Linked DNA regions of Mus musculus: regions 1, 3, 4, 5, 6 and 7 are each linked to region 2. The links are chromatin loops, found by intact Hi-C in ENCODE. Cell type or tissue: heart. All regions are shown on one strand.

Region 1 (4,000 bases), 87 kb before region 2:
CTCTATAAGTTCCAAACTCAAATGGTAAAGTCAGTCTCTAGTGAACACTGGCTTCTCAAGGTACTCATCATCTAGAAATACCAAGCTAAATTGTCATTAGGTTGAGCATCTGCATTTGGCTTTGGACAGAACACATTAATAGATATCTTTGTCTAGAACCTAGATTAGAAAATGAACATTAATGGAAAAATTGGCAAAACTCAAAATCTGTAGCTACCCATGTTAGTGATACACAGATTTGAAAACTGTGCCACAATAAGGCAGCACGGGGGGTAGCTGGGTAAAGGTGAAGGTCGTGACTCTGACACTGGATTTCCTGCTTTGCCCTAAATCTAAAAACATCCCACAACCCTCAAGACACTACGGTCCTCTAGTGATCTCCAGTAATTTTAGAGTACTTAAATATATTTAAGTATAGTTTTAAATATTGAAAATATCTTTTAAGCATTCTGAAAAAAACTTTAAACTACTTTTAAACTAGAAACCAACTTTTTTCCCCATTAATGTTCAGACAAAAATGACAGCTCTCATATTTTTCACCTTATTCAACTTTCAGCTCAGTTTACTTCAACTTTGCTCAAAGTGAAAAATTTGGAAGAACTCAGATTTATCGAGCATCAAACATGCACCAAAAAATTCCAAGTTTAGAGGCTTCTCTAGCAAACTGTATTTTCATATTATTACTTTTACTAAATTCAGAGTGTTCATGTTCATCTGGCAGGAAATGGTGTTCTTAGTAATGTTGTGATAGGTCAGAGATCTTAAAGAAGCCCAAGAACATGACACAAACACATGGCTGGGGTCAGTCTAGTGATCCACTAGAGTTGGAGTCTAAGCATGATGCTTTCAACCCTGTGCTTCTCCTCACCACTCCCCTCCCCATCTGTAAGCACATTCTGAAACTTTGATAGTTACATGAAAAATTGCACTTTATTTAAAGTTTATTTTTCAATTTTACTTCTGAGGTAGTTTATTAAGGAAAACAATAAACTTAATTTGACACTTTGGGACTAGGGAAATATAACTTACTTTAAAAGTTTACTAATCTGCTTAACGTTTCTTTAAATTTAAAAGTTTTCCCAAACAGCTTTTGATATTTTAATATGCTTAAAAAATACATGACATTAAAAATGCTCCCACTGTCCATAGTCTAATTTCAGACTAAAAATATCTATTTACTAATACAGAGTAACAACGTTGAATGACTAGTATACAACAGCTAACTTTTCTAACAGTGACAACTAAACTGACACTACATAAATCGATTGCTATAAACCTCTTAAAAACTTAGTCTTGAGGCGTGTTTTAACTATCTTAACAGGTGAACACACCTTTTCACAGTAAGCTAAGAGCAGCAATGGTCCACACAGATGTAAAATTCACATTGTCTACAGCACCTAATTTTACACTGAGTCTTCACTAAGACTTGCCGCTCCTCTCCACAACCTAGAGGTTCTAAAATTTACAAAAGAATCCCATCAGACTCGTTATAATAAAAATAACATTTAGCCAACCAATTTCAACTCTTAAAAGTATGAAGTGTGCTAACAAGCATGTAAACAAAATGACTTTCATCTACTTTTTAAGATTGATATTCTAGAAAACCTCAAAGGCCAAAGTTATTACTAACTTCAAATTCAAATTTCAATAGCCTCCCAACTATTTCACTTAACCCTACTCAGAACAAAACTAGTGCAAAGTTGGAGTAGTCTGCAAAACGCCAACAATTCTGAATGATCAGGTTAAAAAATAATAATAATAAAAATGTTCGTCCCTGCGTATAAAAGAACACCCTCCTTAAATGATCAAATACCCAAGATCTGGAAACTTGCTCCAGATTCAAAAACTCTAGAAACTAGAGCCATCCTTGCCTCGGTAGGTGATACTATCTGTGACCGATAGGCTGTGCTTGCAAATGTAGTGCAAAGAGCGAGTGAGTTTTCAAGTCCTGATACGAATTACTTAAACATCCATTTTGGAGTCCCGTGCCCACCCCCCACCTCCTCCGTCTCAGACTTCATTTTGTGAGGAATTTTGCGCGCGATGCCGCAGTGACAATCTCCGGAAAGCGCGGGCCGGCCCGGGCTCCCACCGGGGACGCGAGCGAGCAGGGAAGCGCGGCAGAGCCGGACGGCCCGCGCGTGACGGCCGCGCGGCGGCGGGAGGCCTTGGGCTGGCGGGCTGGCGGGCGGGCGCGCCGCAGGCCCGGGATGGCGGGCGGGCGGGACTTACCGCTCCGGCGGCGGCGGCGGGGACCCCGGCGGCGGCGGCAACGGCCGCCTCCTCGTCGTCGTCGCCCGGCGATGGCGGCCCTATCTTGCTGCAGGTAGCGGCCAGCAGAGCGAGCGGTGACGGCTGAGTGTCCTACCCGCGATGGGCGGGTTCAGAGAGGGAGACAGGGAGGGGGGTGGCGGTTAGGGCCGGGCCCGCTCGCACAGGAAGTACGGCTCGCTCCGCGCCTGGCCGCGCCGCCAACCCGGCCCCGCGCTCTCCTCCTCCTCCTCCTCCGGGGTCTGCGGCGCCTCTCCCCGCGCTCGGTGGCCCGCGGCGGACGGCTGCGCGCCGGGCCTCTTCCCTCCGTCCGGATCCCACCCGGGAGGGCGCGCACACTTGCACACTCACACACACACAAACACACACACAAAAAGGCGGCGGGCGGGGGCGCGCGGGCGGGGTCGGAGCGTTGGCGCCTCGGGCGGGCAGCTCCCGGGGCGGGGGAGGGGCGGGCGAGCGCGCGCGGGAGGGAGGGAGGGAAGGAGGGAGGGCGAGGGGAGGAGAAAGCGGCGCGCGGGGAGCCCGGCCGCGCTCAGCCGCTCCTCACCTGGGCCGCCGCCGCCGCCGCGCCGTTTCCGTGCTGCTGCTGTTGCTGCTGCTGCTGCTGTAGATACTCGCCGTGGCCGCCGCCGCCTCCGCCGCCGTCCACGTCCAAGGCAGCCATTTCCTCTTGTTTCACGGGCTTTTCGGGAGCTGCAGGCACAGCGCGGGGGGAGGGGGGAGGAGGAGGGTGGGGTGGGGAGGAAGGCGGGTGCGGGGAGGGAGGGGGCCCGCGAGCCGCGGCCACATTAGTGAGCGCCGGGCGGCCCGGGCCCTGCCCCTCCCCTGCCCTCCCCCCGGCCGCGGCGGCCACGGCGGCGGCGGCGCGCTCCCTCCTCCCCTCCTGCTGCCCCCGCCCGCCGCGGCTGTAACCCTCCTCCTCCTCGTTCCCTCCTCCTCCTCCCCGCGCTGCCCCTGCCCCCTCTCCTCTCCTCTCCTCTCCTCCCCTTTCCCTCCGCGGCGCTCGCTCCTCTCGCACCGTCAGTCACTCGCACACGCCCGCCCGCCGCCGCCGCCCGCGCCCGCACACAGGGGGGATGCGCTCCCGGCGGACCGGGCCGCCCGCCCGGAGCCCGGCGGGCACTCGGCGCTGGGGCTGGAAGGGCTGGACAGCTGGCTGGCGGAGATGGGAGTGCGGCTTTCTGCCTCCGCCGACACTCGGTCGCACGCTCCCGGAGGCCGGGAGCCGGCGGTGGCGGCCCCGGGCTGGCTGTGGGCGGCAGTGGCAGCGGCGGAGGCAGCGAGGGTTGCTCTCTCTCGGCTTTACGTACCGGTCATAGTGTGTTTAGGACAGCTCAGGCGGGGCTCCCCGCCGCCTTACACATGGTGAGAAGCGAAGGCGGCGGCGGCGGGAGAGGATGCGGGAAGCGGCGGCGGACACGGCCGGAGCGGTCCGGGGAATTTTTTTTTTCCTATTTTGATTGACTGTGCGGGAAACACAAAAGGTGGAGCCTCCAGCCCAAAAGGGGGGAAGAGGGCGACAGCCCGCCCGGAAGTTCCGCCCCTCTTCCCGGCTCTCATTTGCCGCTAGGCTCTCCGTCAGCTCTGTTCATTGGTCCGGACGCCTGTCCGTCGCTCGGCCTGGCGGCGGGCTTCCTGTTTGCCCCCGGGTTGAAGGGGAGAGACAATGAGCGGCCGTGGCGCCGTAGGTTCTCCAGAACGGCCCCGGCTCGCGCGTTACCCCGCT
Region 2 (4,000 bases):
TGGGGAGGTTACAAAACTTCCCTGACCCTCGGTTTTGTCATTTACTAAAGGAGGAGTGACGGAGCCCACCCTGCATGGCTGTGGTAGTGTCCCAAGTATATACTTTCTCTTAGGTCACTTCCCATACTTTGGATTCATCCACTCATCAAACACTTTTGCTGTGTGTGCTGGGGGAAGCATACACGGAGGAGCCAAGTCACTCCAGGGCACTCCAGCCATCAACTGGGAGAGAGAATCCATTTGGTCAGTGCTAAAAGGGAAGTGCTGGGATTTTATGCAGTGAGGACTTCACGGAAGGTTTCACGGGAGGCTGTGGAGTTGCGCTGTCGGCAGCCACGTGAGTTTGGTGGCCTGTGTTGTTGAGAGAAGAGAGTGTGCTGTGGCAGAGACACTCCGGGACAAATGTATTAGTACTTTAAGCATCCAGCAGGTGGCTAGACCTCCTTGGAAAAAGAGCTTGGCCAGTGGGCAGGGCCATGGTAAGGAAATGGGTATGGGGCTTTAAAGAAACTTTCCAAAGGCCATGTGCTCCCGATGTGGTAAGCCGTGAAGTCTGATTTAGAAAGCAGTTGGTGTTGGAACGTGGTTATGTTATATTGATAGAGGAGCAAACGATAATTGATAACTAGAGGGAAATGCTGGGCCTTAACCTTCTCCCAGCCTTCTTCCCAAAAGGGGAAGAGAAAGCCAGGCTGGGAACCAGGCCCGACCCTAGCAGGTACTGAGGGAGTTGCTACTGTTTCATCTAGTCCATTCCCCTCCCCCCCCTCCCCCCCCCCCCCCGCGGTGGGCGCCTAAAGCCCCATCCACACGGCGCTGCAGAGGCCTCTGTATTTTGAGGTTATTCTTTTTTTTTTTTTTTAAAGTGTAGTTTTATGAAGTACAGTATGACAACCCTACACAAGAATGCAATGTATCAAACCAGGTAGGCTGGTGGTTTGGTTTCTTGTGTGTGTGTTTTGATTTTGATTTTTGAGGTGCTTGGGATAGCACCAGGGTCTGGTGCATGCCAGATCGGCCCTCGGCACAGAGCTCCATCCTCAGCACCCCAGCGAGGCATAGAAAAACACTGACACCAGAATCTACTCACACCTATGGTGAAATTACCCAGCCTCCTCCTATCCTGCTCGCTACACAGTATGAAAGAAATTCTGATCACATGCTTCTAGTATACGTTTTTATCACAAGTATACATGACATTTGATTTGAATTTTTAAAAAGATTTATTTAGTTTATGTCTGGGCGGTCTATCTGCATGTACACCTGCGTGCCAGAAGATGGCACCGGATCCCATTACAGATGGTTGTAAGCCACCATGTGGTTGCTGGGGATTGAACTCAGGACCTCTGGAAGAGCAGACAGCGCTCTTAACTACTGAGTCATCATTCTAGCCCCTGGTTTTATTTGTTTGTTTGTTTGTTTGTCTTAAAAACGTTTCCATTATTTTAAAGTGTGTGTGTGTGTGTGTGTGTGTGTGTGTGTGTGTGTGTGTGTGTGTGTGACTAGAGTTATAGGTGGATGTGAGTAACCCCACGTGGGTGCTGGAAACAGAACTCAGGTCTTCTGGATGAACGTAGGCTCTCTTGATCCACCCCATGCCCCCAGCCCCCGATGGTTACATTTTCTTGTTTAAAGGCAAAGGAGCTAGAACTCCATCATCCAGGTCCCATAGCAAACCACGTGTACCTTCTTCCTAGGATCTCTTTCCTGCTGGCATGACCCACCATGGCGCTCCGTGTCTTCTCTCCATTTCTGGAAAACAAGAAAGAGAAGATAGCATCCTGGTGGCTTTGAGCAGGCCACTAGGACACCAGACCTATGTCAGCCCTTGGCTGAGGAGCTCAGTGCTCCCTGTTACCAGGGACCTGGCCTCGTGGACCAGGGAGTCTCAGCCTTGCCCACAGCACACATGCCTGTTGCCTCGTTCCAAATCGTTTTTTTTCTAAGAACAAAAGTATGCACAAATAAGTATTTCCATCTTTATTTCAAATTCTAGGTTTCAACGGCAATATTAGTGCTACTCCGCAGTGCTGTAATAATATATCATTATTTCTATTTTACAGTTCTTTCCTTAAAGGAGCAAAGCGAATGTTTAAAACAGCAAAACTCGCAGCCCCACGATTCCCCATTCAGGCTCAGAATCTGTACTCCCCTTTCAGAATCACGTATAATTGAAAACAATGCAGCCCCCTGATGTGTTAAATGCCGCAGTCATTAAAGCATTTTTTTAAAAATAATTTTTGGGGGATAAAAGATTGTTCTTGTGGCTGGGGTTATTATTTATTTATTTTTAGAAACCCCAAACAGGCTTGCTTCCTGTTCCCAGACTGACATCTGCTGGGGACCACAGGCTGGAGGACTTGGGAGGCAGGCCCGCAGCCGGCTGCCACTCGGCGCCCTGGGGCTCATCAGAGCCATCCGGCGGCGAGCCTGGGGCGGGATCCAAGTTCAGCAACCGCCCGGGGACCCCACTTTCTCCCGCACTTTCCACTTTCTAGCAGCTGAGATAAGGCCCAGAATGACACAGTCTTGACACAGGAACTCCAGGTTAGTGACTCTGGCAGGGAATTGGTTGAACAGGAATAGGAGCTTGGACAGGATGTGTGACCCCACCATATGATCCTCGTCCTGGTGTCACTAGGCCAGTGAATTGTTTCCTGCCTCCTTCAGGATGTGTCTGCGTGTATGGCTCTTTTTTTTTTTTTTTTGCATTGGTTCCTCTGCTCTGCGCATTCAGTCCTACAAGGGAGATCCCGTTCCACTCTCTTCGTATTTTACAACCAGGAGCCAAGCTTCCTTTGCAGAAGGAGGTCAGAGAGGGCCCTGGACTATTTCTCATTCTTCTTAATTTATAGCAGCCTGGCTCCTCCTCCCACCACTCTAGGTCTGTCCCCTCCCCACCTTGGGAGCGAGGCTTAGAAGGCTTTCAGTGTGGAAATTTCTTTTGCCCTCCTCATGCCCACACTGCAGTGGGCCGGATTCCCTGGCAGTCTCCTGTTATCTACATCAGACCAGCCCAACCCTCCTGTCTCTAACCTCTTACGGAAATGTTCCTCTTCCTTCTGAAAAACTATCTTTGTAAGATTTGTCTTCTTTATCTTTAACTGTAAGTATATGGGCGTGGGGTATGTGAATGTGAGTGCAGGTGTGGGGCCTTGACCCCCTTGGAACTGGAGATACAGGCAAGTGTGGTGCTGGGAACTGTCTTTCTGCCCTCTGCAAGAGCAGCAAGCACTACAGAGCGCCAAGCCATCTCTCCAGCTCCTTCTGAAATATCTTGCAAGCCCGAGCCCATTTAAGTACCTTTAGAGGAAACTCACAGATGTGGAATCTCTTAGCCTGATGCTATGTCCCAACCCAGAAGATGGGGGTAGGTGTAGGGAGGGTGTGTCCCAATGCCTGGGAGCCTGTGGTGGGGACCAGGGAACCATTCGAGAGGTGATGAGAAGGACTAACCATGGAATTATGGAGTAGGATGGCGAACATGAGATGGGAAGTCTGGCTCGATGCTGTCTTTTGTTGTTGTTTAATTTTAGAATAGGGTTAGACTTAACAGAAATTTGCAAGAACATCCCATAGACTTCTTGTATACCCCACAACTATTTTCTCCCTCGTTTGCACTGCTAGCCAAGGCGCTGAGGCCTCGCTGAAGGCCTGGGTGATACTCTGGCAGCACAGAACACTTCTGCAGCATGACCATGGCAGGGAGCGGCCGGGCTCTGAAGATACCTTGGGAGGGTGTCCAATGAACACAGTTTCTGTCACCTTCTAGTTCTTGTAAGTGATTCTACACGCAGATGGAACACCAAAGAAGCCCGCAAAAGAAAGGGTTTGTGTAAGTTTGAGCAAACCATATGTACTCTTTATCCTGTTTGGCATCAATATTCATGTCGGCCTCTGAGAGCGTTCATTCATTCTCTTGCCCTGCAGGGGTGTTCTCTGATGTAGGGAGAGCATCATACTTTATCATCTGCCTAAATAAGACAAAAGTCTGTATTCC
Region 3 (4,000 bases), 420 kb before region 2:
GCCATCAATTGTGGAGAGCTGTGTGGCTGCTGACAAGGGCTGGGACCAACTCTCCTACACCCATGCCACTACCTGCACTGCCATGTGTCAGTTGGCAAGGTGTAGGGCTAGTTCTCCCTCAACCACGCCACCAGCTCATCAGCACCCACACACATCCACATTGTATCAGTCCTTCTAGGGTAGCACAGGCCACAGACAACATAACCCAACATGGCCATCAGGGGCTACAATGACTATGGGGCTCATCATGGCCTACATGTGCCACTCACACCCATATGGCCCACCGAGGCAGCAAAGCCCTACAACATCAATAAGTCAATGGTACAGATTGCATATGTCCACATGAATCTCGGGCTTCGTCAAGGCCTGGGGTAGCAGCATCATGGACCACAGACACCACCATGGCCTCTGGTGGCACCAGGGACTATGGTGGTCCTTCGAGGAGTTCCAATCTAGAAAGTGAATCTTTCCTCATTTCTAGGCCCCCTTCGTTGCCCAGAGCCAGGGCAATCTCACAGCTGGGCAGCAGGTTTGGGGCTGAATCTGTTGCATTTGTACAAGCTCTAGGGTGCTGGATCCTGCTCTGCCATCATTATGCTCCATTTTTCTATTTTTTTCCATCTCCCCATCATATATTTGTTCATTGCAGTGGATAGTGCCTGTGTGAAGGTGGGCCTGGTTGGCTTCTGTCACCTGCGCCACCTTTATTCCAATCCTAATTACTAATATGAGATCACATGTCATATAGTAAATTATCTACCACAGTAAATTATCTGTCTGTCTGTCTATCATCTATCTTGTAGTATCAGTTCTCCTGGACAAATTTATAGGTCAGTATACCAGAAATAAGTCTTTTGTCACTCTGTGCTGTGTGAGTGGTGCTGGATAGGCAGTGGTGTCCACATGTCCACACAGGTACATAATCATCTTCCATCCTCAAAACAGAATCAAAAATTGTTTGGAAAATGGAGTCCCTGAGGGCAAACACAATCTGAAACACTACTGCATTACACAATATGGACTAATGTGGAGCAGGCACAGTCCGGTCTCCACAGCAGTGTTGCTAGCTAGTTCCTTCCTTTGCACAGTTGCTGTTTAGAGCGTCTAACCTGAGATTGCCCAGTGTGACACACGGCCCTTTTTCCTTCAAATGAGCCTTGTGACTGTGTCGCATGCAAGCAGGACACAACAAGAGTCAGATCCACATCCCCGGTACTGTCTGCAGGGGCCTGGAAGAGTTTGTACCACAGAAGTCAGGGCTGCGTGTGGGAGGAGAGCGTGGGTTAGAAATACTATTGCTGTCAGCCTGGGAGTACGCTCAGCTGCAGGGTGTTTGCCTGCATATGCAAGACCCTGGGCTCAGTCCACAAGGCCACAGGAAAAATGATATCAGGTGTAATTAGAAAGTTTTCTTCTTAGGAAAACAACCCCATCTTGACCCAGCCTGTCTGTCATATTATCTGTGCAGCAGAGAAAACTCTTTTCTGCTCCCTCCTTTCATTCAAAGTCATTTACACTTTTCTTTTCCTTTTTTTTTTTTTTTTTTTTTACAGTTTATACTTTCTTCCTCGGCCTAAAGCTTCCAGTGTCGCAGCACTAGGGGGCCACACACACCTACACTTGAGAATTCTTTCCAAAGCTATTCTGCCCACCCTGGCACCAATGGCGAAGGGCACAGAAGACAAGAGAGGGTTAACCAAGAATCAACAGTGGACCATATCAATGACACCAATATTGTATAAGGTACAGAACTTAAAATAAGTACTGACTGTGTGCTCAGAGCCAGGCTCGGTGCTGGCACTAACTTCGGATGAGTCTTATTTCATCCAGCTGCCATAAGTGCCACTTCTCAAATGAAAAAAATAATAGTAAGAAGTTCGAAGCTCCAGGGAGCTGGAGCGACTCCCCAGGGATCTGTAGCACGTTTGTGGCTGGGAGATGATTCTCAGCCCACTGAAGACGCTGTGGCAGGAGGCCAAGGGTGTACCTGGAGGAGGCAGCCTTTGGTGCAAGGGGGTTGTGTGCCCTTCTAGAACAGCAGTGGTTCTGGAATAATGGTTCTAGACACTAGTGGGGGGGCTGGGAAGAGTGGAGGGGGGAGAAATTGTGGTCTGGATGAGAGAAGAATCTATTTTCAGTCATGCACACACACACACACACACACACACACACACACACACACTTGTGAGAAGACAGGGCTGCAAGGACAGGGCAGGACTCCCAGCTCTCATCTTTGTGTGTTTCAGACCAAGAATGCTTCTTTGCATCTTTTCAGAGTACTCTAGTGTGGGGAAGGTATGCTACATCTCTTGTGTGGGCCAGTTGCTTTCTTGCCTCTCACGGATGTGATTATTTTAAGGGTAGCCTTTTCCTTTTTGTCTTTATCCAAGAGAATCATCTTAAGGTTGTGAATCACTTAGTGATCAGGGCACACTGAGAGACCAGGGTACATCATTTGGTGATTTCTTATTGTCTGATCGTATGGAACGCACTGGCACAGAGCTACACACCTTATGGGTCAGTCATCTAACACAGCTTTTGGGTGCAATCATCATGCATCTAGAAAGGACAGTCTTCTCGTGAATGGTTTTCTGGAAATTGCGTACATATATGCAGAAGACTGAGACTCGACCCACATCCCCCATCATTTTGTACAAACTCAATTTGAACTAGATTAAAGACTTCATGGAGGACCCGAAACAAGGGAGCTTTGGGAAGAAAACAGTGGTTAAGGAATGTTAGAGAAGAGAGGCCATAAGCACAAGAAACAAAAGCAGGAGAGTGGGGTTTTTGTGATGGGCCCAGGCACACAAACCCTTATGCTTCTGGACTATTTTGTTCTAGGACTGTGGAAGATTTTGGAGTTTTGCATCAAGCTCTCGGAGCTTAATGAGCTAGAAGATAAGAATGCTGGAAGATATACGGACAAAAGAGGCCTTGCTTATGAGGACACAGACGAGCAAGGACATAAGAAAGAACTGCGCCAGGAGCCACTTTTGTAAGGTGTTTCAAAGGACTTATATGTGCCGGTCATTATAGGCCTGGGAATTCTCTAAAAAAGAAAATGGTGACCTAGCAACCCCATCAGTGTATGTAGCCCAAGGAAAGGAAGTTAGTTTGCTGAGGAGATGGGTTCATTCTCATGTTCACTGAAGCAATAGACATAATTGTCACCACATAAATTTCTGACCCAGGTGTCTGTAAACTAATGGGTCAGTAATATCTGGTTCATATACTGCTATAACAAAGAACAAAATGCCAGTCTCAATCTGAATGAACCAGAAATTAGATTAAGTGAACGGAGTAGGCTGTGTATATGTGAGAAGGGAATCTCACATAGGTGGGATCTAAAGAAAGTTGATCTCAAGAGGTAAGATTACAGAGGTGGTTCCCAGAAGCTGGGGAATGAGAAGGGCTAGGACTGTTTTCCTCCTGGCCTTGGGTTGACAGTGGAGTCACCACGCCCTTATTGAGCAATGTCTGCGGGCTGTCCTAGAGAAGAAGATTAGGGCACAACCCTTTTTCCCAGTGACCTTATAGTCTAATGAGAAAGATTAGACACTAGTCAAGTAAGCATGATGTGAGGCAGAAAGCCTTCCACATTCCAGATCTTGACCTAGGACCAGGGAGCAGAGGGGAGTGGCTACAGTCCACAGGGATGGGAGGGAGTTGCTGTTTCTGGGATGACCTTGAATGCCATGGAGATGTGGAGATGTTGGCATACTGGGAAGGTGGAGTGTCGTGGCTTATCGATTTGAGCTAGTGAAGGGCCACATCATGACTGCCTAGAACTCGGGGGAGATGGTTTATTTATCGAAATATCATTTATCAATAATAAAACTCAAAGGATAAACTTGACCAATATTAACATACCCACAGACATGTATAATAACAACACAATCTAATTTTAGAATGTTTTTGTCACTCCCCCAAATAGAAAGCTCATAGCCATTAGCAGCTACCCCACCCAAACCCCAGTCTTTTCTCCATCCATCCCTGC
Region 4 (4,000 bases), 330 kb before region 2:
GCACTATTTCCAGTTCACTGTCTCTGTTATTCACATTGCTATGATGATCTGAGGATCATTTTCTAAACAATGGTATGTCTGAAATTTAGAAAGATTTTTTTTTCTAGCCCCAATTTTCTATTGTAACAATGAAAACATTATAATAGCTATAAGAAATCAGCATAAGAATTACCCAAAGTGTTACTCTCTTGTTTCTCTTCTTTCAGTAGCATGGCCTTCCAAACAGCCTACTTAATGAAAGGGGAAACACACCTTCAAGACTGTTGCTTTAAAACCAAAAATCCCACCATTAGGTTTTACCGATGAAGACTCAGGAACAAAATGGTGTGGTGAAAGCCTGCTAGCTCAGAGAGGCAGAGAAAGCATCCAGCTGACCTTCCTACTCTACAGATGTCTCAGAAGGAAAGTGTTCCTTCTCCTCTCCACGCTGTCTAAAATCCCCTTCAACTCAAAGACCCTCTTCTCTGTTGACTTACGTTCACTCCCTGTAGGCTGGTTACTTGCTCTGCCTCTTGACCTAGGGTTGACTTTATTTGGTTTTGTTTACAGAAAGCTCTTAGGCTAAAGGTGTGTGCTAGGGCTGAGCCACACCACAACTACTTGTTTACAAAAACAGAAAGCTAGTGGATAAAAGGAAGTGCTAAGGCTGAGCTACACCACAGTGGGGGTTTTCCACTTTACAATCTTGGGGTTCACAATGTGTTCAAATGCCATGCTACATAAGATGAAAAACAGGTAAGTTATCTCATCTAGGAGGACTTGGAAATTGCTAATCATAAGTACTCAAAATAATCTTATTAGTACAATTATAAGCTAAAGGTGCAATTTAAAAAATAAAATAAACAGCAGGGCATACTAGCCCACACCTGTAATCCCAGCACTCAGAAAGAGAGGCAGGTGGAGCTCTGTGACTTGGAGCCCAATATGAGTTGGGCTATATACATATTGATTCTAGAACAGCCAGGACTACATAGTAAGACCCAATCTAAACCAACCATCCAATCAACCAACCAACAAATGGTCCCAGTTTAGCATCACACAGGATAAAGAATTTTAATGTCTACTTTGAGGGCTGCGTGCTGGAGTTGTCATGTATGATACATAAAAGCAAATCATGAATTTTCAAGCATACCATATAATTTTAGAATGACATGTTCATGTTTTCTGTTTTGCTTATCTGTTTGGAAAGTAAGGGACACAAATCATTTAAGGAAGGAAAAATAGATGTTAATGGTATTAGGCTGGCGGGGAACATATGAAGTTCTGAGCAAATATGTATTATTGACTATATCAAAGACCCCAATGCCTCAAACCCATGGGAAAGACGAAGCCTTGCCTAGGTCAGCTCAGGGAAATAACAAAGCCTTCTCCTAGTCCCTGTGCAGATGTTGACAGTGCATTCAAGAAGTTATCATCCACAATTTATCCCTACAGCATAAGTGGAAGCCGAAACCACTTCCCCACATAGACTTTCTCCTGCTGAGATTAGCTAAACCTGCCTTCTCCATGCAGATGTATAAAATAAACACACTGTGTTTCCAGGCATCGGTGAATCTCTGTCGGAGTGCATGGTCCAGCCAACCCCAGCCTTTCTGTACAAATGTCGGTATGTCCTGTCTTCATTCCCTAATTGCCCCAGTCTGATTAACCCCAAAACTGTGCAAGGCAGAGCACTGGGCCCTTTCCCTACTCCATTTTTAAAGAAACAAAGAAATACTATACCGTACTATAGAGGAGGAAATAAGATTTCAGAAATGAAAGGGTAAGCTATTAAGCTCTTAGTACTTTGAAAAATTCCTGTGAACTGGCAAGATGCTCAGTGGGCAAATTGCTTGCCACACAAGCTTAAGGACTTGAGCCCAGATCCCCAGCACCCACGTGAAAGCTGCGTGAGGTGGTGTGCTTCGACATCCCCAGTCCTGGGAAGGAAGAAATGCTGCGTGGATCTCTAGAACTCACTGGCCAATGAGCCTAGCTGCATCTAAGAGTTCCAAGTTCAACAAGACAGCCTGTCTCAAAAACTAAGGTGGAGAATAGCTGAGGAAGTCACTTGATGGCTTTCCCATACATGCATGCACTGTGCACCTACCTGTGCACACGCCCACACGAACATGTACATGCGTACATACAGAACACACACAAATGAGCAAAATTTGCTTTTGATAGCCAGGCTATCAATGGGAAAGCCTTGGGTTGATGAGGTTTGATCTTGATCCTGCTGGACAAACAGAACCTGGGGAAGTCAAGAGCCAAGCAGGAGGCTGGGGGCCTCCACTTCCCACCCCTACACCTGGCTCTTAGCAACAGAGACCCGCTGTAAAAAAGGGGGACTTGGTCTCACCAGTCATTTCAAATTCCTGCATTGTCAAAGCACTGTTCAGCTTCTGCAAGCACTCACTTTGCACTAATTATATTGGCCATTTTCACTTTTTTTTTTTTAGCCTCGTGTAAAGCTAATGGATTTTAACAGGGGAGCAGGCAGAGACCTTGGTCCTGTCAATCATGGGAATGGCAGGATTGACATGAAGGCTCAGACTCCAAGAAACTGTTCATCCCTGGTCTCTGTAGCTCATTTTCAACACCCTTGGCTTTAAAAACCAAACCTGAAATATGTGGGTCTCACACTACGAGCAAAAGTCCACACATAGCCAAGGAAGGCGGCAGATGCCGTAGCCGAACACTGGGTATCAGCACCTGTGGAAAGCTTAGAGCATCCTTCACTTGGTAAGGAGGCAGAAAGTGAGGAGAGGCGACTAGACATCTGGGTTGGAAGCTTCCGGCTCCTCTTTGAAGACAGCAATTCAGTGTTCTTTGCCTGTTGCCAATTTGAGGACAAAAAGTCTTAAAGGAGCGTACACTGAGAATTACCCATAGCCATGCTATTCCTGGAAGTCAGGTTCTCACTGAAAACCTCCAAGGGCTGAGCTGAAGAAGCCCTGTTCAATTACATCCAATAATCATACGTAGCTTGAAAGGGAAAGCAGACAGAGAATGAGCAAGCGCTCCCTGGAGGGACAAGTCAGGACAAAGGAAAGATGAACGCCTACAGCAGTGGAGTCCCTGATGTATTTTGGTCAAGTCAGGGTGCCCAGGCTAGACTGGAGGGGTCCTCAATGGGGTCTAGAGTGGCCTCACAGGGGTGTTTTGAACTTGAATGAGGGTGCTTTTGATTGCTAAAATAATTAGAGGAGGCAGTTACTACACGCCTTTAGTGGTCAAGGTCCTGGGCCTTGCACATCCTCCCATGTGCAGACATTCTCAAATGACAGCTGATTCTTCCTTTGTTATACAGTAGTTTCTTCCAAATTGAAACATTCCCTCCAGGAGGGAGGGGAAGGCTCATGAGACTCTGAGGTAAACAAAGGGGGAATAGAAACGTGGAAGATTCTGGAATGCCTGTCCCTGGCTTTATAAAAGGAATAAATAATTGCTGGGGGAGGAAGGACGCTGACCAGCCAAGCTGCAGTGAGAGGTTCTCAGACTGTAAGCTGTGCAGAGAGCTCCAGGCATTCATGAGCTGTCATCTGTGTTGGGGTGGGACTTTTGGTGACGTGACTACTTCTGAGTCATCCCTACTTGTGCTGGCTTGTTTCATGTCAACTTGACACAAGCTAAAGCAATCTGAAAGGAGGAAACCTCAATTGAGAAAATGCCTCCACAAGATCCCTCTGTAGGGCATTTTCTTAATTAGTGATTGATGGGGAATGGTCCAACTCACTGTGGGTGGGGCCACCCCTGGGCTAGTGGTCCTGGGTTCTAGAAGAAAGCAGACTAAGCAAGCCATGGAGAGCAAGCCGGTAAGCAGCAGTCCTCCCATGCCCTCTGCATCAGCCCCTGCCTCCAGGTTTCTGCCCTGTTTTCCTTCAATGATAAACCGCATTGTGAAATGTAAGCCAGATAAGTCCTTTTCTCCCCAAGCCACTTTGATCGTGGTATTTCATCATAACAGCAGAAATCTTAACTAAGACATTGTTCCTTTAAGTAACCCACATCTGTACTC
Region 5 (4,000 bases), 430 kb before region 2:
CTCTCACATCTCAAGCCCCAGAGTGTGGGATTCCACAGACTTCCTCCAGGTCTATTTAAATGAAAACGTTTTGAATGAAGAATTACTTTGGTTATTAGGACAGGCTATAGGAAAGATCTCTGTTCATCTTCATTCCAGTGCGAGACACACTTCTACCTGAGGGCTCTTCCTGAGTGGGAAGGACAAGGTGAGGCAAGCTTCCTAACTTGTCTGATTGCTGAATGGTCACACAAACATTTTCTCATGCCAGCAAACCGTCACAACACGGTACAGAGAGCTGCTGGTCAGCTCCAGTGTAAACCATTAACCACATTAGAGAAAATAGCTGTGAAGAGGGAGCCCTCGGTGGTTTTAACTTCAAAAGATGTCACGAGAAGAGCCACAAATTATTATTGCTGACAATTTGTACAATTTGTCCCTGGTGAAATGTGTGTGTCCCTACACTGCGCCATTTTACATAACAATATGAAATATTAAAAGCGAAAAACGTTTTATAATAAACAGCAGTTTTGCTGATTGCGGCTGATTATGTTAAGCAGCTTGTACCGTGGGTGTCAGAGGAGACTCAATAGCTCCTGTAACTAATCTTCATGGTTGACCTCTCCCCTCCACTGATGAAGCCTATTCAAAAACCTGCTGCCCTTTGCTCGTTTGCAGAGCGGATATTTCTGAACTGTTTTGATCATGCATATATTTGCTGAAGTTGTTGCGTACAGGCGTTGCTCTCTCTCTGTGTGTGTGTGTGTGTGTGTGTGTGTGTGTGTGTGCTTATGAGTGTTCGTGTTCATGCTTATGTTATTAAAGACATACCACACATGAAGAAAGATTCCTGCTATGGCCATTTCATGAATTCTTAAAAGAAAACCCAACTGCACAAAAAGTAAGGACGAAGGGCAGATACCAACGGGCCTTTAATTGTAGCTGGAGATGGCTCTTGTGTTTCTCTGTTGCTCTACAGAAACTGTGTGAAGAAATATGGCGCTGGATTTTCCCCCCTTGCTCCAACTTTAAAATAAAGGGCATGTCTTTCCAGGAAAGACCACACTTTGGTCATTTCATCAGCCTCAATGGCTGGTACTTAGAAGCAAAGTGCTATTCAATCACGAAGCAATTTCATTTTTTCTGATAAAAGTTTTTGATTTAAATGGGATTTCATAGAGAACATTTGAGAGTGTAGAGAAATCTCCCACCGGTAAGTGCGGATAAATATGTAAGCGCCCCGTGTGTAAGTGTCTATAATTCATAGTTTGCTAGTCCTCTTTTTCCCCCAATCTAGAGATGTTTACAAAACCTGAGGGTGGGGGGATGGGCTGTGGAACTGCAGAAGAGAAGCAAGCCTTTACAACTGGTAGGGAGTGAATCTGGCCCAGATTATGCAAATCTGGCCATCCTGGACAAATAAAATAATGAAGACAGAAAGCAGGGATTGGGGGCTGGTTAGGGCTGGTGCTCAACAAGAGAAAAGTAAAGTGGGCGGACAGGACTTGCTGGGGGTGGGGGTGGGGGTGGGAGTAGGGGATGGGGGTGGGGTGGATCCAGAACAACTAGGTCACAAAAAGGCGCAGCTTTCTCCTGGCAAATACTGGCTGAGGCAGGCCGATAAATATTTCCTGGAGGACTGGATGCAGGTTGCTACCGGCAAAACAGAAGTCCCTAGGGGGCAGTACATAATTAACAATTTGAAGATGTGACTGTGTGTCATTGTCTCCAAGGGAGCTGGGGAATCCTGCCCCCCAAGGCATAAGACCTGAGTTCCCATATTAATCTCTCCATCCCTTATGAGGAAACATGGCCTCTTCCCCGGGGCTGGGAAGCCTTTCTCTTGCCCTGGTGAACTCCTATGGCTCTGGTGTCTTGATTTTATAACAGCATCTCCAAACCTGTCCCTCTAGTCTTAGGAAAGCTCCTGAAATTTTTCTGCCCTTAACAAAGACACAAATAAATCAAGGCAGGGGAACAGAAGGCCATTTAGGTGGGCGCCTGGCTGAGTGTCTGAAGATGTTTAGGGCAGTGGCATTCCTAAAAACTGAACCACAAATGAAAACAAAACTGGGGAGAAATTCACAGGGCTAGAAAAGGAGAAAGAGGTTTAGGTATGGTTTTAAATTTAATTCGGTTTGCTTTTAAAGCAAGGCTGGATTCTGGTGGAAGGGACACGGGTTACCTGCGAGGGAAGAAATAGGACAGAAGGAAGCACATTTTAAATCTAATCTTGGAATGAGGCTCTCTCTCTCTCTCTCTCTCTCTCTCTCCCTCCCTCTCTCCCTCCCTCCCTCCCTCCCTCCCTCCCTCCCTCCCTCTCTCTCTCTCTCTCTCTCTCTCTCTCTCACTCTCTCTCTTTCTCTCTCTCTCTCAGCTCTGAGCCATGAAATCCAGGAAGGAAGACCCCCAGCTCCATCTCTGACAGGGACAGGGAGCCCTGGGCTGCTGGGGAGTTTCTTAGCTGCTCTGTGACTTCAGATCCCTGCCACCTGCCTACCTAATCAGAATACTGCGAGGGTTAATGAGCTTGTGCTCCAAAGTGATTGCCTCATCACACAGTCCCACAGTAGTGTTGTTCATCATAAAGGCGCAGCTGCAATAGTGTATATTGTTACATACCAGACGCTAGGCTTCTATTTTTAACAACTTGGAAAATGAGGGTGTCTTAGAATTATACAGGGGAAGGGACCCGGTGATACTACCTGCCCCAGGCTCTATTCTGAGACAGGTGGATGTCTAGCCACTCAAGAGGCCCAAGAGAGAGAGAGTTTCTGCTCATCTTCACACATAAAACAGGAATTGCTTTGGTTCTGCCTCCGGACGGCATTCCAGCATCAACAACTAACTGCATGCTTAAGAGTTACTGCCTAAGTCTCTCTCTTTTAACCATAAGTCCATTTTTTTTTCTTGTATTGACAGGCGTGGGTCTCTGCTTGGTGGCAGTAAGGGGTGGAATTCATAGCTTGAGCATCCTTTTATTCTCTAGGCCACTTCCTTGTGCAACAAAAACACATGGTGGCTGCAACTCAGTTGTATCCGTGTAAGAAGGAAGTACACAGCTCCTGGCACCTTTTGTACTAGCCTGGGGACTGTAGTCTCAGTCCTTAGAGCCCCAGATGACATCAGTCCATGGTCCTGCAGGTTGTGTGTCAGGCTGTGTGTCCTTATTCAAAAAGTTATTCCTCAACCTTCTTCTCTCCAGACACCTTTAAAAGACTCTCTGTTATTTGGGCTGGAGTCCAAATGTTATGCTCCTCCACCTCCTTACACTGAACTAGTTACAATCCGGTAATATTGGGAGGTGGGGCCTTTGAGAATTAATCAGGTCATGAAAATGAAGCCCACGTGCAAAATGGAAAAGATCTATTTGTTCTTTGTCTCTCTCCTGGCAAAACCCATAACTCCTGATGAGTGTGGAATGTTTGAAGTGAGCATGTCTCACTGTGTTAATGGGTGGCCAGGTAGTATGGAAGCATCAAGATTGACATACAAAAGAAGACAGAGGGCAGACAGACCAGAAACCCTTTTCCTCCTGGGCTTCATATAAAAAACAGAGCATGCTCAAGAGAAGCCCAAGATATACAAATCTGGAAGGGATGGGTGCTATGCAATATCCCATAAACAGATCGTGGTCTCAGGGTCCAACCCCTTTGGTCTTGGCCCTCAGCGCACTGCCTCCCTTCCATCTGAGGGCATGCTTCCCCTTTCCTAAACTGTTTCTATTTCTAGTCTCACTCTGTTTCTGTTTCTAACCATGTCTCTCTGCTTCAGTTCTTTGCTGTGGAGTGCAAGACCCTGGATATTTCATCAGGTTCCCGGGAACTTGGATTTCTACCTGTAACAATATCTAGTTCTCAGATCTCCGTCTCTAGATCCAGGGGCCAGAGGAGAAACTGACCCCCAAGGGCAGGAATTTAACCACCATTACATGTGAAGCTTCCTCGAGGCTCCCAAGGGTTGGACACCCCTAAAAGAGTGTGCTATAGATGGAGCCCTTAGGGGCCTCAAGTCCCTGTAG
Region 6 (4,000 bases), 550 kb before region 2:
AAAAAGCTAAGTATGGGAGCTCCGGGGAGCGGTGGACAGTGGGCAGCAGCTTTTCAAAGCTTGTTGCGCCTTTGAATCTGTGATACTTCCTTCTCCGGCGTCTCAAAATGCTGCTTTGAGTGTGTGTTGGGAAAGGGGTCAAGGATAAAGGATAAGAAAGGAACCTGGATGCAGATTCTCAAAGCTTCTGCTCTTTTGCACTTCAGGAGACTCAAAGCAACCCGGAAGTTGGAGCACAACTCTATGACAGATGTCCCCAGACACTTCGAAATGGCGCAGGTTACGACTTCTTTATCAGACGACCGTGTATATATCTTACACACACACACACACACACACACACACACACACACACACACACACAATTTTCTTCTTTCAAGTTATGATGGCTATATTTTATAATAAATTTGATTTATATGAGACTATATTTTATAATTCAGTTGATTGTGGCCATTGGAGGAGAGCAACATAAGTTGCCATATACATTGCCTATATGATTGCTTGCTGTGTACACGGCAGAGCTTTAAATTCTGGAAAGAGTAGAAACTGCAACCAGAAGCCAGCTCAATGGCTTGCTCCATAGTGCAGGCTCTGAGAACCTCCTTGAATCCCTTGGAGTGAACACATTAATTCTGTGGAGCTCTTCCTTCCTTTAGTCTCAGACAAATGCTCTCTTGCCACCTAGGGCTGCCCCTGTTTCTTTCTCCTCATGGCCTCACACTAGTGGCTATCGAAGCTGTGTCTTTCTGGGTGCCTTTTTCCTACAGAAAGCAGACCTGACCACTTTTCCAACTGTGATGCTCTGCTTCATTGGCAAGTTCATGAAGGTTGAACAGCACCTATTTCCTGAAGCGTCCCTTGTTCCAATACCACCCCTGTAAGCAGTCATTAGGCCTCACTCAAGACATCTCTAGGGAGGGAACTGACACCAGCTGAAGAGGGTTTGGCTAGTAACTCTCCTACAGCCCATCAGTGAGCCTCAGAGGGGCTCCTATTGCATCTAATCACACCTAATCTTTCTGCAAAGATGTTTAAAAAAAAACTGTGTAAATCAAGTTTTTGTAAATCTAATCATATGTTTTATGCATCAGGTGAACTTGGTATGTAAAGGTATCCCATAGTGCAGCCTGCTGAAAAATGAAGATCGGCTCCTTTTAGTATTCATTTCTGTAAATGTGAATAATTATTCATGGGGTTGAAAGAGGTTCGCCTTCATTTAGGGTTTTGAATTTGCTGTCTTTACATTTCTTCTTCTGAAAAGGTCTCCTGTATCCTAGGTAGCTTCTATGAGCAGCTGGATAAGAATGACCTTGAACTTTTCTTCCTCCTCCTCCTCCTCCTCCTCCTCCTCCTCTTCCTCCTCCTCCTCCTCCTCCTCCTCCTTCCACCTCCCAAGTGTTGCAATCACAGGCCTGTGCCACCAGGACACCTGGTTTATGAGGCGCCAAAGATCAAACCTAGGGGTGTGTTTACCAACTGAGCTATCGCTCCCAACCCTCCTAGCCCTCCTAGTCCTCAGTGTCTTATTTGCAGTGAGCCCCAAGTGGGTATGTGCTCCACTACTGGAGAGCACAGCTAATGGGCCCTGACTTCCCAGGTCTTAAGGAGCCCCAGCCCTTACAGCGTGTCCTAATGGGTCAACACCTAACAGAGAGCCAGCGGAAACCTTGCTGCCCTCTGCACGAGAAAGCCGGATTTCCATTTCAATGTGGCTCAGCCTTCCTCTTTGACAAATGAAAAGATAGAGACTTCTCAATTACAAATAGTGGCGTCCTTGGGGGTGGGTGTGTGTGGGTGGGTGTGTGTGGGGCAGAATTCTCTAGATGTTGGGCCTTGCAATTTCTCAGCCATCAGGAATTCTGAGACTCAAGTCTCAGAAGCTAGAGGAAGCTAGATGCCGGCAAGATTTTTATGGCACGATGCTTATTTTCCTACTCCACAGAGGCAGGGTTTTATGGCAAGAAGGGGCTTAGTGACCAGAGCAGAGTAAAACTAGGCTACTTTCCAGGTTTATGCCTCTGACCTTACTCCCGAAGAGGGAGCATCCGGGAGGGGTTTCTCTTCTCCCACCCTCTGGGTGTACAATACACCCCCAGATGTGCAATACAAAGGATCCGATATTCAAACATTTGAAAAATGTAATTCTTGTTGTGGAGAACGTGTCCTAACAAAAAGATCGGCTTTTGGGGGAAAGTCGGGAAATCCCCCAGTCTTAAATTCCCAGCATTTGACTTGGGCACAGAGAACTCGATCATCCTTTAGGAAGTAGAGCACAGGCGAAGAGAGGGGAGACTCACAGATGGCTGGATAGAGATGCCAGTCTAGTCTGTGGGAGAAGCCTTGACTGAATGTGAAGCAGCTGGCTGAAGGCAGGCTCAATCAGGATTTCTGGGGAATAAAAATACACTCGGTCTTGGCTCTGGATTCCAGCAGGGGGAGCCCTAACTCTGGGAACCCGACATTGCTCTCTGACCGCTCGCTATCCCTGCTTAGCCCTTTCTGAGTTCAGCATCCGTGGTCACCGAGCTTGGCAACAAGGTCTACAGATGATGTCGCTGAACCAGAATCTGAGGTCTCGGTCCGCGCATCCTTGGATGAGCAAAGTGGTTAATACCTTTATAGAAACACAGCGGAACAGGCAATTCAGAAACAGGTGATCAGCAGCAAAGAAGGAAAAAACATGAGGAAATGAAGGATACACTTCCCTCAGTTGTTACCCTCTCCCCTACACACCTCTGCTCTCCACAGGGAATGCGCTCTGATGCTTCCTCTGTTCGGGTGTGCTGAGCTGGGGGTGTGGGAGCTAGGTGGATGGACCAGGCTTCCAGTTAGTGCTGGGTTCCTGCTGCTCTCTGGGTTGTAGAACGAGAAACAACAACAACGAAACCCTCATATTGTAACTATAAGGAGTTAAGGGATTTCACTTGTCATGTCTTCTGAGTTCCACTCTTGGGGATAAGCAGGGAGATGTAGGAAGCCTAGCAAAACGTGGGAACGGCCTGTTGAAAAAACCAGCCCAGCCCACCGAGTACCTAAGAAGTAGCACGCTAGGGGCAGAGTTCAAAGCTGTGCTGTGTGTAGTATTGCTGTCTGCGGGAGTCCTCAGCACCTTCTATAATCATGGGTAAGGGTAAGGGGAGGCTTAACACACCCCACAGATGCCCTTGTCCCCAGTTTTGTGGAAAGAACACTAGCTGCAGCTAGAAGCTCTGTCGTTTAAGTAGACTAATGAAAACCCCAACTCCATTTTGTCTAATCTGAAATTTCTGAAATGTATGTGATCCTGACCAGACCCCCTTTTCCATAAAGTGCCTATATTCAAGATATGGGTGTTCTGTGCAGCCCACTTTGAGAAATTCTAAGAGAGCAACCTCCCTGGGCTTCTGGTTTCTCCTCTGTACCGTGTCATCGTTCATTCCGAGTACCCTGGTAATTCCTGATGAAGGAACTGGTAGTGCTCAAAACACACTCAGAACTCCTAGAACATTATCTTATGAATATACAGAGACTGGTCTTGTGATATACAGTGAATATCACGCTCACGCTCAAAGTAGATGGTGGGCTTGGGTACACACAGAGACACAGTCAGGGGACAAGATGCTTTCTCTGTGTTCAGCATATAAACCACACAAGTCCGGAGGCAAGTTTTTGAACCTTGCTTTACTTTCTGTGTGGAATGGTGCTGTGGTGCACGGTTCTTGGCCTTTCACATACAAGGCCACACGAGTTTTTGTTTTCACTTAAGCAAAGAGTGAGCATTATTGCTAGGAGACTTATTCAGGACCTCGGCAGATTGCAGGCACCTACTGTGTCCTCTAAAGAACAGCAAGGCCATACTGCATGAGTAAGGACTGCCAGCAAGGACATGGCACAAATCATCTAGCGGCACCTAACACTCTAGGTTGTGACGGACAGAAGCAGGCGTGGTCAGGTGTTCTGTAGCAGCCAGACAAACTGGATGGAAACAGTGATGGGAGATGAAACCTGTGGATCCCTTTCC
Region 7 (4,000 bases), 210 kb after region 2:
CCCAGTTTAAAAGAGGGAGAAGGGAGAGAATGACGAAAGGAAAATTGGTAAATGAGACAATTTCTCAATTCGAAAAAAAATGTTAGTTTGGAAAAAGAAAGTACATATTTACAGAATAAAAATATTTCTAAAAGACTTCTCACACAATAGAAACTGCAAGGGGAGTCAGCAGCTATAAATTTCCCCCTCTTTTTTTGATTACTGGCCTTGGAAACTTGAGTGAAGATTTTGATTCTTTGGAAAGAATAAATTATTGGTATTAACAGTCAACAAAAACTGCTCTGAAGAGCCAAATAGCAAGGCAACGAGAAACAGCAGGAAGGTTCCCAGCGGGGAGTCTGCAGCGTGAGGTTCAGTGGCTTCTTCCTCTTTTCTCGGAGCTCTTCTTCCTCTAGTTTTCCTTCTCTTCGGTCATTTTCTCTCCCGGCTCATCCATTTCTGCCTGGGACGCCCCGCACCCCCAGCCCCAAAGCGTCTTCGAGTTTGGGTCTGGTCTTAAGGAGAAGCTGTGGCAGAGTACGCTCATCCTGGGGGTTTGAGGCAGAGGCTCTGAGGTCTATAGGGCGTCCCGTGCGTCTAGGGTCTGCAGGCTGGAGGTGCGGAGGTGAGTGCGAGCTGGGGGTTCCTGAGGAATGAGGGCGCCGGGACGTCGGTCCCAGGCAGCTTTGTTTCTTGTTGATAATAAAGGCAGATCAAAGGGCCTGGCTGTGCAGGTCTCGCTCCCGGAGGGGCTCCCTCCGCAGGCCAGTGATCAAGGCCTCTGCGCGCTGTCTCTGCCCCGCGGGTCAGCCAACGTCCATCACCGCGGCTCCGGTGAACCGCGGGCGGCAGCCCAGACCTCAGTGTCCAGTCAGACATCTTGGGCTCCAAGCTGAGCCAAGAGGGACCCGGTCCCGCGCTCTTGTCGGAAACCCACCAGGGGAAACATCCCTGCCCCACTTCCCACCAGCTCTAGGCATCCCGGGGAGACCTTGAGACTCAGTAGGTGGTGACCGACTGAAGACGAACAAATGGAAGAGAGCGTGCACGGGAGGCGAGGTCCATGAGCTAGGATACCAGCTGGGTCCCCAGGTGGGGTGCGGCTGCGCCTCCCCAGGGCCACCTCTGCATTCCCGCGGCTTGGGCCTAACTGGGTCCCGGGTAGAGTAGATGGGGAGGCCACGCTGCGAATGAAGACTGCCGCCTGGAAGTGGATTTTGTGAAGCCAGGGCTGAGACCAGGGTCCTGGAGTCCCGCCCCCGCCGGGGTGAGGGGAAATGCAATTTCGTTTCAGTGAGTTTCCAGGGATTTCTTGTTTCCAACTTCCACGCAGTAGATGAACCAAGACCAAGTTTGCTGGGCCTGCGCCTATCCCGGCTCAATTCACACCCTCCCCAGTATTTTTCTTTCTTGGCATAATTTACCCCCAGTCTTTGGAGGACCCACCGGGTCCTACCTGATGAAGAAAAAGGAGTAGATTTTTTTTTTTCCTTTCCTCAAGGACGTTTGAAAACATTTGGATGAGATTAGATTGTGCACCTGAACCGCGTGTCTGGACATTCCGTCAAATCGTCACCAGTCGTGTAAAATTGAATTTCTTTTTATTCACATGGAAACTTTATTTATTTTAACTCTAATCTTATTTGCATCTATTATCTGTATTCACCAAGGCTCTCTTCCACTACAAAAATGCAGATGAAGTAAATCTCACATAAATCCCGCCCATTTGTGTAATTGGTATACTAAGTGTTTATTTTAAGTGAGAATAATTTAGCTACAAATTTTCTTAAGGAATAACATTCTTAACACATTAAAAAAAACTGAAAACTCTGATTTGCTTTTATGTTTGACAGTAGCTCTTGATTCCCCCAAGAGGCGCACGGCGAGTGCGGCTCTCTGGCGCCATCTAGAGCTCCTGCATAGGAGTCCGCGCTGTCGGCCTGGTGCTTGGCTTTTAGCGCTTGGAGACCTGCTTCTGTCGAGAACTCTGGCAGCCAAGGAATCAGGCAAAGAAAAGCGAGGTTTAGTGTTTTAGCTGGGGACAAGCCCCGTTTTGAGGGGACATTGCCTAGCAATGGCTCCAAAGGAAGGGGATTATTTCTGAAACACACTTACTGAAAAATCCAAGCAAAACAGACTACCACCTCGCTTGGCCCTGGACCCAGCTTTCTTTCATTGTCTCATTTAGCATTCTTTCCTAGGCGATTTCAGGGTCTTCCAGCACTCCTAAATGAGAAAGCTGAGCGTTGTCGGTAGCGGCAGCGACGTGCACCCTGGGTAGAGATCCCGCGGTGGGCACAGCTTGCCTCGCACACTTCACCCAGCGTCCTAGGGTCCAGGGCTGCGGGACCATCGGGTCTGCCTGGACTACCCAGGACGGGCGTGAACGCAGTTTACCACCAGGTCACCAAGACCTCCTCAGCTTCCCAGAACCCCTAACACAGAAGAGAAAGCCAGAGTCTCACAGCTATGACCAGCCTGGACCCACCGAGCACCTCAACAGACCTCTGCAGGGTTTCCGTGCAATGGGAGGCGACCACTGCTCAAGTGGGGCGCAGCGGGCATGGGGCAGCTCGACGGGGCCCCAGAGGGCGACCAGGAGCCCCCAGAGCCCTCGCCCCAGGCCCTCCCGACGGGTGCGCACCCCCTCCCAGAACAGACCCACCCCTTTTGTCCTTGCCTTTTCGAAACCCAAATCTGAAATGAGATAACAGTTGGGGGCGTTGGCCAATTTTCTCTTCTCTGTGCATCGCCCTGCCTCCCGCCGCCCCCTTCCCTCCTCTTCCTAGTCCACTACCCCTCCCCCATCCACTAGCTTTAGAGGGCTTGTAGGGACTTTCTCCCCTCCCCCTTCAGCAGTTATTGTTTTTTAATTTAAAAAGCGACACCTTCCAACCCCGGCGCCCGCCCGAGGAGGAAAGAAACGCAGTCTCCCGAAGCTGTAAGAAAAGAGATGAGGCTCTGGGGTGCCCGGCTCCCCAAACTCAAGCCAGGGAAATGCAGCGCGCTTCTGGGAACTCAACAGCCACCTTTGTAGCGGGTACTCGGCTGGGTTTGTATTTGCTGTTTTAATACAAACCCCGCCGCACTGCCTATTTCAGAGATGTGCTAATTACTACTTGGATAGCAGGGCGCAAAGTCCTTGTCCATTTCCCAGTACAAAGTAGGTTGCTAGAAAATTTGAAATTGCCTTTCAGCCTAAAGCTGCCTTACCTGAATGTCATAATTACAGTAATTATGTACATCCAAATTACATGCTAATTAAATTAGAATCAAATCGTTCTAAATCGAAATCAAATGAGGTAGTGAAGAATTAATCAATGACAACATAAATAGAGCGCTTCCTTCAGAGATATTTATTGTAACGATCCAAGGAGGAATTTGATCTGAAAAAGTCACCTGTTTATTTACTTTCAAATTAGTAATCAGTTATTATCCCTTCTCCATAATTTTAACCGTTCAGTGCTATTTACCCCCCACCCTTTCCAGACGCTGGAGTTTATAGAAATATGTATGAGGTAAATACATACAGACTTGCCTCCCCATATATTATTGGTATAAATATGTACGGTGTTTGGAACTCTTAAGATTTCTAAATGTCCGTGGGGACACATTCCTCCAGAGTCAGTTAGTTGGCCAGGATCCGGGAAAGCTTAACGTTTGAGCTGTAGGTTTTCCCAGACGGTAGCCTTCTTTCTCTTTGGAAATTCACTGTGGATTTTGCATTGTTTCGCAGGCATCTTGCCACTTCAGGGGCGATTCATTGATGAAAGAAATGCAGGGATAGGGTGAGACTCCCTCAGTCCGCTTTCTTTTTGTCAATTGCTAAGAGAGTTGGCATTTTCTTCTTTTGCGTCAGGAGCTAGAGATTAGCATTGGCTTCCCTAAGCGCGGTCTTCACCTGTGGAGCCCTAGGGAGCAGAAAAATTCTCTTGCCTTTCAAGGCAAGGCGGGCGAGTGCGTCCTGCGACCCGCGCAGGGGACACACGAGGGAAGCCGGGCAAGCTTCAGTAGGGACAGG

Evidence for each region. Hi-C counts contacts between places; a loop is a spot of excess contacts. Peaks named below come from ENCODE experiments on the same cell type or tissue, not always from the same donor. Only the 100,000 strongest peaks of a DNase experiment are listed, where the experiment ranks them.
Region 1: a loop joins it to region 2, with 5 times the contacts of the local background. A loop is called at or near these places in 21 of 42 quality-filtered maps.
Region 3: it touches region 2 in a loop (3-fold over the local background); 7 of 42 quality-filtered maps call a loop at or near these places.
Region 4: a loop joins it to region 2, with 3.0 times the contacts of the local background. A loop is called at or near these places in 12 of 42 quality-filtered maps.
Region 5: a loop joins it to region 2, with 3 times the contacts of the local background. A loop is called at or near these places in 6 of 42 quality-filtered maps.
Region 6: it touches region 2 in a loop (9-fold over the local background); 11 of 42 quality-filtered maps call a loop at or near these places.
Region 7: a loop joins it to region 2, with 2.3 times the contacts of the local background. A loop is called at or near these places in 7 of 42 quality-filtered maps.

What each region holds. Positions count from the first base shown.
Region 1 is chr2:72,976,666-72,980,665 of GRCm38, forward strand. It overlaps Sp3 (trans-acting transcription factor 3), which reads right to left and starts at 3,781. Exons shown (of 7, transcript NM_001018042.3): 1 at 3,585-3,781; 2 at 2,822-2,967; 3 at 2,233-2,364. The coding sequence starts at 3,591. It overlaps Sp3os (trans-acting transcription factor 3, opposite strand), which reads left to right and starts at 2,767. Exons shown (of 3, transcript NR_045269.2): 1 at 2,767-2,930. In heart, a CTCF peak has its summit at 1,882; DNase peaks (open chromatin) are centred at 2,416, 3,236 and 3,876; H3K4me3 peaks cover 3,469 bases; H3K27ac peaks cover 2,812 bases.
Region 2 is chr2:73,064,031-73,068,030 of GRCm38, forward strand. No RefSeq gene overlaps it. Among named protein-coding and RNA genes, the nearest start is that of Gm39850, 57 kb to the left of the region's middle. In heart, CTCF peaks have their summits at 420, 1,256 (motif pointing right), 2,339 (motif pointing left) and 2,539; a DNase peak (open chromatin) is centred at 2,531; H3K4me3 peaks cover 635 bases; H3K27ac peaks cover 262 bases.
Region 3 is chr2:72,643,069-72,647,068 of GRCm38, forward strand. No RefSeq gene overlaps it. Among named protein-coding and RNA genes, the nearest start is that of Gm30069, 30 kb to the left of the region's middle. In heart, a CTCF peak has its summit at 1,603; no DNase peak of the experiment used is centred here.
Region 4 is chr2:72,730,062-72,734,061 of GRCm38, forward strand. Gm30257 (a long non-coding RNA gene) reads left to right here and starts at 3,760. Exons shown (of 5, transcript XR_374639.3): 1 at 3,760-3,797. In heart, no CTCF peak of the experiment used is centred here; no DNase peak of the experiment used is centred here.
Region 5 is chr2:72,636,708-72,640,707 of GRCm38, forward strand. No RefSeq gene overlaps it. Among named protein-coding and RNA genes, the nearest start is that of Gm30069, 23 kb to the left of the region's middle. In heart, a CTCF peak has its summit at 1,662; no DNase peak of the experiment used is centred here.
Region 6 is chr2:72,514,149-72,518,148 of GRCm38, forward strand. No RefSeq gene overlaps it. Among named protein-coding and RNA genes, the nearest start is that of Cdca7, 40 kb to the left of the region's middle. In heart, a CTCF peak has its summit at 2,433 (motif pointing right); a DNase peak (open chromatin) is centred at 2,433; H3K27me3 peaks cover 1,797 bases.
Region 7 is chr2:73,276,771-73,280,770 of GRCm38, forward strand. No RefSeq gene overlaps it. Among named protein-coding and RNA genes, the nearest start is that of Sp9, 6.8 kb to the left of the region's middle. In heart, no CTCF peak of the experiment used is centred here; a DNase peak (open chromatin) is centred at 1,901; H3K4me3 peaks cover 2,596 bases; H3K27ac peaks cover 282 bases; H3K27me3 peaks cover 2,620 bases.